Linked DNA regions of Mus musculus: all the other regions are linked to region 1. A link is a loop called in an ENCODE intact Hi-C map of the cell type or tissue named here. Cell type or tissue: heart. All regions are shown on one strand.

Region 1 (2,500 bases):
GCTTTCTTACGTCTTCCACAGAAGCAGGCAGCTCATTTTGGTGTTGGAATTTGGTTAGCTCCTGGAAACCATTTATGTAGCTTTGTAATTATTTTGCAGTCAATTAAAAAAAAAAGTCATAAAGACACGTGTACCAAGCGAGCTCACACCTGGTGATGGAGCCCCTCTGACTGACAGTTGCCCGTCACCTTCATGGCCCTGCTGGAGAACTTCTTTCCCTGGCTTTTGAGGGCTGATGACTGTGATCAGAGCTTTAGTGTCAGCTCTAACATCACTTCCCCAGGAAAACGTTACATTTTCCCGGATGCGATATCTCCCATGGCACTGTGTGCTTGTCCTTCGTGACCTTTGCTGTAGTTTGTAATACATCGTTGTAGACTTATTTGTATGTTGTCTATATTCTCCTTTAGACAATAAATTATGTCCAAAGTATTGTTTTTTTTCTTCACACCATCTTTGATGTCTACATGATTCCAAACAACCTAAGTGCTAACTAAACACTTGTTGAACACAGTAAAGTTTTGGTTGAATAACATTCCCTGCCGTCCAGAGGGACTCAGAGAGATCCTTGTAGTAGAAAGTGGTCAGGGTGGTTGAGCTGGATGCCTGTTTTTTTTTTTTTGTCAATATTTATATTCTGTATAGTATATCTTGATGGGTTTGGGATTTCTTCTCGACTCTTAGACTTCAGAACAGCTTACCAACTGGTGTGTAATAGGGGGCTTGCCATCCCAGGTGGCTGTCTTGTCCTACTGTGGTTACCGAGGGATCATCTAAAAGAATGCCCACGGTGCTGGTATATCGTCTATGAGTAGGAGAATTAGAAAGGGTGAAAAGAGTTGACCTCCCTCCCCCTTTTATTCCCTTGGTTTTGCCTCACATAGTGGTGGGGAATAATGCCATGGGGGTGTCGCCAATTCTAATATGGCTGGCTGTATTAAATGCTAGGAATAATAATGGAAGACATTGGAGACTCTCTTTGCTGCAGTGTGTGTTGCTGAGGAAATGAAGAACGTCACATTCAAAATCTCATTTCCCTTTTTAACTACAGGGGATTTCAGCATCAAAAGGCTTCATGCCCAAATTTCCACCTTGTAAAAACTGCAGCCTGTAAATTGAGCCAGCAGGGGGCGCTACGACCCTTCCTAAGAAGTTTCCTTTTTTTTCCCCCTGAAGACACTGGCATCTGGATTGTGGAACCAAAGATATCAAGCTGGATGTTAATGACGCTCAGCCTCAAACCTGAAAAGAGAAAGGTTTATGATAGTGTGATTTACACGCTTTCTTAAAAAGTCACATGAAGCTAGTTTGCTTTAGCAATCTGTTTAGCCCAGGGGTGGGATGGGGAGTAGTCTCCGCTTGGTTTGGGAGAATGGCCTTGGAAAATAAAGCACGTCCAGACATTTGACATATTGATTTAATGTGATGCAAATTCACACAGCACCTCAGGGTCATCTCCGTATTTAGAGGTCATTGACATCTGGCTGGGATTTCTCAGTCAGTGGAGATGCACAAAGACCTGAAGGATGCTTATGATAAACGAGTGAGGGGATCTTTGATAATGTTTCTGTTGTTGAACGGCAAAGTTTGCAGTTCGAATGAGACCTTAGAGAGCTCACAGCCAGCCGACTGCTGAGGGTAGCGAGTACTTTTCCTGTAGCGCTATTGTTGGTTCTACGATGCTGTCTTGGATTTGCTGAACCTCAGCACCACCTGAGGAGAGTTTTGCTGCAATGACCTCCCTATTTCCCCCCCTGTGACTCTGGTCCCACTCAGGGCCGAGTCACGATCACTGAGGTAAATATCATGCCAGTCACCTCCGTGGTGCGATGCTTCTCTGCTTGAGTTGCTGGAATGAAATAATGGGATATGCGAGGACTCTGCCCTTCGCAGTGGGACGGTGGTCCAATTTCTAGCGGTCCATTTGCTGAAGGGCGCAGGGGCTGAGTTTCTAGTTCTTCTGAGAGGACCAGCTTCTGGGGGCAGCTGCTGACGACTCTCTTTGAATGTCTTTTTGCCTTTCGACTGGTGAACGCACTGAAATCACCTTGGAGATGAAAAGGAGCCGCTCTGAGGAGGAGCCTGGAGTGAGGCAGCAGGGGTACCATGGTCATGCCTACTGAGTGCTCCACACGTGAAACCATGGTTTCTGACCACAAGCGTTTCCTGGAAAGCATCACTCTTAGGAACTGTTTCTGTGTCCCTGGGGCTGTCATCTCAAAGTCTGTCACATTCCTGGAGGGAAAAAGTCCACTCCCCTGCTATTTTGTGTTGGTGGAGTGTACATGTTGTTGGAAGTTGGCCCTGCAAACTTTGAGACATGTTCGATTTGCAGTAACTAATTATCAATTCACTGCTGAAAGGAAGAGGGAGGGCTTCCATATTAGATTCCACATATGGCGTCCCTAAGCTATGCACTGTTTCTTTCTTTCTTTTTTTTCCTTGCAAAGAAGAAAATGCGTCAAAGCTCCTGAGTGTCTAGGATTCATCTTCTCTCCTG
Region 2 (2,500 bases), 800 kb after region 1:
CCCCTCTGCAGCTCCTTTTCTTGTTTTTAAAGTCTGGGATTATAGATGTCAAAGGCAAATGAAAATACAATTAGACGTCTTTGCATTTTTCTTTTCCTTTGTGCATGTGCATACTTTGTCTTTCATATTTTCCTGCAATAAATACATACTGAGCCGGGCAGTGGTGGCACTCATCTTTAATCCCAGCACTTGGAAGGCAGAGGCAGGCAGATTTCTGAGCTCAAGGCCAGCCTGGTCTATAGAGTGATTTCCAGGAAACCCTGTCTATAAATAAATAAATAAATAAATAAATAAATAAATAAATGTTAAATACATACTGCTTTCCTCATTAGAAAAGAAGATGCTTTTAAATATGACAGCAATTCAGCAATTACAGAGGGGAAGAAGAAGAAATCTGAAAAATTAATGTGTTCTTTTGATTGTGTCAGAGGGATAAAATCAAGTCTCACAGTGCTGGCAGGTGTGCAGGGAGCACCCACACACAGGAGCTGTGCAGGGAGCACCATCACACTGGAGCTGTGCAGGGAGCACCCGCACACAGGAGCTGTACAGGGAGTACCATCACACTGGAGCTGTGCAGGGAGCACCCACACACAGGAGCTGTGCAGAGAGCACCATCACACTGGAGCTGTGCAGGGAGTACCATCACACTGGAGCTGTGCAGGGAGCACCCACACATAGGAGCTGTGCAGAGAGCACCATCACACAGGAGCTGTACAGGGAGCACCATCACACTGGAGCTGTGCAGGGAGCACCATCACACTGGAGCTGTGCAGGGAGCACCATCACACTGGAGCTGTGCAGGGAGCACCATCACACTAGAACCCCAACAGCTTCCCGTTGTTAGCTTGTTTGTTTTCACTTCTGAAGCCTCTAGAATCATATGCCTGTGTTCCTTGTATATCTACCTGCCTCTGCGGAACTAATCCTCCCAACTCCTGCTTGCCTTTAATCCCCATTTCAAAACCCATTTCCTCTTAAAAAAAAAAATGTCTTCCCCAAACTTCTCTAATACTCGGCACTTTTCCACTAGCAAAATCTGTGATCTGTGAAAATCAATTCACCTCCCTGGGAGCCTGTTTTCCTGGCAACTGGGAGTGGCGAGTCTATATGCCTCCACAGGGTTGTGATGCAAACATAATGCTGGTAGCCGGGTAAGGCACGGTAAGTAAGCAGTGGCTTTTTCTTTGAGTCTGTCCCATAACACCCTGGCTCCAGGAGATATTCATAGTTATATACTTTTAAATTTTTTTCTAGGTGAGAGAAGGAGCATTTTAAACAAAATAGACTTTTAATGAAAAAATATGAAGCTACTTTTTCTAAATCTGAGTGAAGGAGGGTGTGGTCCCTCTTCCACGTTCCCTGTTTAAAAAGATTCTGGCCCTCTGTTTGCAAAGTCTCTTCAGAGCCTGCACATTTTCGATTTTGCTCCAGAGAGGGCTGCCTTTGATTGCTTGCTTAGTTTATCATAGTTTGGTGAGGGAACTTCTCAGAAGATCTCTTGCTTTGATTTCCTGTTAAAATTTTACATCAATTCATTAGCTTGTTTGAAAGATCTTTGAAATAGAAACTGTGGGGTTATGAGGGTTAACTCCTAAACCTATTGTTTCTGGGGTCTAAGAACCTTGTCTGGATCAATTTTAAGGGAACGGCAAAACCTGCAGGTGAGTACAAGAGAAAGGAGTCCAGCGGGCTGTTTTTAAATAATGAATTAACCACTTGTTCTGGGAAGCTGAGAAAAAGCCCAGGTTCTGAACAGAACGGCCATCCATGCTAATATGCATGTGTGAATTATTACTTACAGGGAAGAACCCTCTGCCACTAGTATTGAAATATTTAGAAGTTTCACTGAAGAAATGCCCTGGAAAATACGCAGCATATCGTCCTTGTGAGCACTCTGGATTGTCAGTTGTTTAGCTGAGACACAGGCTGGCGGTTCCCTCCAATTCTCAGTCTAGAAACCACGTTTGAGTTGGATCTGAAGGTCTTGGTTCTCTGACCCTTGGTGACCCAAACAACTGTGCTTAGAGGCAAGCAAGGTGGGAGTTTAGTCTAAAATACAGGATGCCCCCAGCTGCCTACGCCTAGACACAGATTAGTTGTTCTAAACAATTAGCTAGGGAGCAATCCAATCCCTGGTGACAATTAGGATGGTTGAGACATCCTGCTGACAGCTGTGGTGACAGCGAAGAGTAAAACTACCCCAGACTGAATCAAGAAACTTGGTCCTTCTGATTTACAGGCAGGCCCTCCTGCCACCACATATGGATTTTGAAAGGACTGAAAAATGACCCAGAAGAGCCCCTGCTGCAGAACGGGACACGAAGACATGATTCCCTGTAATCCGAGCAGAGTCTCTGGTGCTTCTGAGGCTCACACTAGCAAGGCAAACTGGCAATGCTCTTCCCCTACAATAAAGTAAAAAAATTTTTTTAATTTTAAAAGAACATCGAGGTGATTTCAGAGAGCGCACACCACAGAGCTGAACACACCAACCCTT
Region 3 (2,500 bases), 250 kb after region 1:
TTTTTGGAAGCAAGTTACAGAAAAACTAAACACAAGTTGATCATAAGGATGTTTAACATTTCATGTCTGTAGAAGTTGAGGCTGACTATGGATTGATGTAGTAGCTCAAGGTTGTCATCAAGGGCCCAGGGTTTCCCATTTCCCTTATTTGCACTCCCTGGTGCTGATTTCCTTCTCAGGTGTATCATAGAAGGCTGCAGCATCTTCAGGGACCATGTCTAACTCTGTGCTCAGAGATAGGGGCTAATTGGCTTCTGTCTATGTCACCTTGGAGAGAGGTGTCTATGTTTCCAAAGCTCCCAAGGAAACATTTCTACACATGTTAGAGGCCAGAATTGATTCCTGTGAGCATTTTCAAGCCAGTCTCTGGCCTGGAGTATGAGTCTGGAGAGTGGGTGGAATTGCTGTGGTCAGCACAGACCATGATGTCCCCATGGTCTGGCCACTACTAGACATCTTACACGGATGCTATTCAGAATGTTTCTCAATTCACTGGCATAAATGACATTTCTGGAAGCAGCTGGTTTCTGCAACTCAGAACTGTTGGGTGAAGAAGTGAAGATTTTTATTGTTCTCTTACTGTGTCAGTAACATATTCTTCAATTTGGTAAAACTGCATCATCATCAGCCCTTATGACTAATGCTATGACTTATCTCTTTCAGATGTCGTTAGTGTTGGGTTTCACTGAGAATTCTTTAGCTGTGAGGGCGGCTGAGCAGTTCTCCATAGCTTTTGTCTGCTTTTATTTGCATCTGCTCCTTCAGAAGGTAGCACTCCCTGGGACAACAGGCAGGCAGAATGCTTAAGTTTCAAACGTCCAAGTGAACATGGCATCACCCACTTCCATCTCAGATATAGCAAGATGGAAGTGGAGACCATCCCAACACAAAATAAATGCAAATTACCCTGAGACTTAAGTGCTCCAGATGGAACCCTTGGGAGGCCCTTAGCATGGAACAGTCCCAGAGGCTGTGGGCCAAATGCAAAGAATCCCAGCACTTGAGCACAGTCCTTGGAGAGCACTTGAGCACAAATTATTTCTATGACCACATGTAATGATTGAGTTAGAAGCACTAAAACATTTAAAGTGATACTCACATGCAAAATTCTCCTTTGAGGGACGGCTCCAGTCTCCAACTATGTATCTCTGAAGAAAATAAGGATGGAATAAAGCAACCCACATTTTGTTTATTACAAAAATTCTAACAGCAGGCTTATCAACCAATCTTTGTTGAAGTAAAATAGTCTTTAGTGGTCATTTTTGTCCTGAACATTGATTTTCTCTCCATTGTATAGTAGGCTTCAAAGTGTTTGTGTATTGTTTACCATAGAGCTGTCAAGGATGCTCTGAGGAAGGTCTAAGGATGTCTTGGAGTCTACAGAATATGTGCCTGTCACTGTCCATGAGGCAGAGCTCACAGAATTCACGACATCACCAGGTGGGTCCAGGCATCTCTTCTGTACTTTTCTTCTATCAACACTTTTTCACTATGGCTCTCTTTTGCCCTCGTCATGCTTGCTGGCTTGCATGGCTTCTTTCTCTAACTGTCCATTCAATTTCGTCTTGGGCTACCCTTCCTAGGGATCCACCTCTGGTGATTTAAATGCTATTTCTACCTTCTCCTGCTTCATGCGTGAGAATAAGAGGCCAGGATGCTTTGGTTTCGATGTTATAAGATGTTTAACTACACTAAAAAACAATTTATTGATTCTTTGGTTTGCAAAACAGAATTTTTGTATCAAATCGAAGTTAAAACATTCATTTTCACTCCCTATAACAGTAACCAAGGGGGTCACTGTGAAGTTTCTTTTTTCTTTCATCCTTTCTTCTCCTCCTCTTCTTCTTCCTCCCCCTCCTCTTCTCCTCCTCTTCTCCCTTTTCCACTTCTGCTTCTGTTTCTGCTTCTTCTTCCTCCTCCTCCAAATTCTGGGAATTGAACTTGGAGCCTTTCACTTTTATATACTGGGGAAACATTCTACTACCAAGCCATGTTCCTAGTGCTGGAGTTTCTTTGACTGTGAAGTACAGTGAAACTAAAAGGGGCTTCCAGTATCTAAAAGAAATGACTTCTATCTTATGTGCTTCTCAACAATACAGTTACATCTCTAATATTAAGCGTGAGATAATACTACATATGCATTTTCATTAGGTCTGTAGATGTTCCGTACTCATAAGGATGCTCTTCTTGAATTCAGGGATGGTAGGATTTCAGGTATTTGTCTTACTTCCTGATAATATTTTTTTGTCTGTTGTAGTGGAAGATAACAAGGTATACAATACAGCACTAATGTAGATCTGATGTATTAGAAACAGATAAGATATGTGGGAAATAGTCCTTGGCTACAAGGTGATGTGAAAAAACAGGGTGGTAATAAGAACAGGTCCACTGGCTGTGTCACAATGGGCACTGACTAAGTGTATCAGCTAAGTGCAGTGTGATGGGGCCATCCTCTCACTTACTTTTGATGATGGGCTCATCCAAGGAACAGGAATAATCT

What was found. Peaks named below come from ENCODE experiments on the same cell type or tissue, not always from the same donor. Only the 100,000 strongest peaks of a DNase experiment are listed, where the experiment ranks them.
Region 2: it touches region 1 in a loop (12-fold over the local background); 19 of 42 quality-filtered maps call a loop at or near these places.
Region 3: it touches region 1 in a loop (2.5-fold over the local background); 2 of 42 quality-filtered maps call a loop at or near these places.

Annotation. Positions count from the first base shown.
Region 1 is chr9:88,220,806-88,223,305 of GRCm38, reverse strand. No RefSeq gene overlaps it. Among named protein-coding and RNA genes, the nearest start is that of Gm28231, 38 kb to the left of the region's middle. In heart, a CTCF peak has its summit at 1,121 (motif pointing right); no DNase peak of the experiment used is centred here; H3K27me3 peaks cover 1,237 bases.
Region 2 is chr9:87,421,993-87,424,492 of GRCm38, reverse strand. No RefSeq gene overlaps it. Among named protein-coding and RNA genes, the nearest start is that of Cep162, 170 kb to the right of the region's middle. In heart, no CTCF peak of the experiment used is centred here; no DNase peak of the experiment used is centred here; H3K27ac peaks cover 579 bases; H3K27me3 peaks cover 496 bases.
Region 3 is chr9:87,966,861-87,969,360 of GRCm38, reverse strand. No RefSeq gene overlaps it. Among named protein-coding and RNA genes, the nearest start is that of Gm23176, 53 kb to the left of the region's middle. In heart, no CTCF peak of the experiment used is centred here; DNase peaks (open chromatin) are centred at 450 and 960.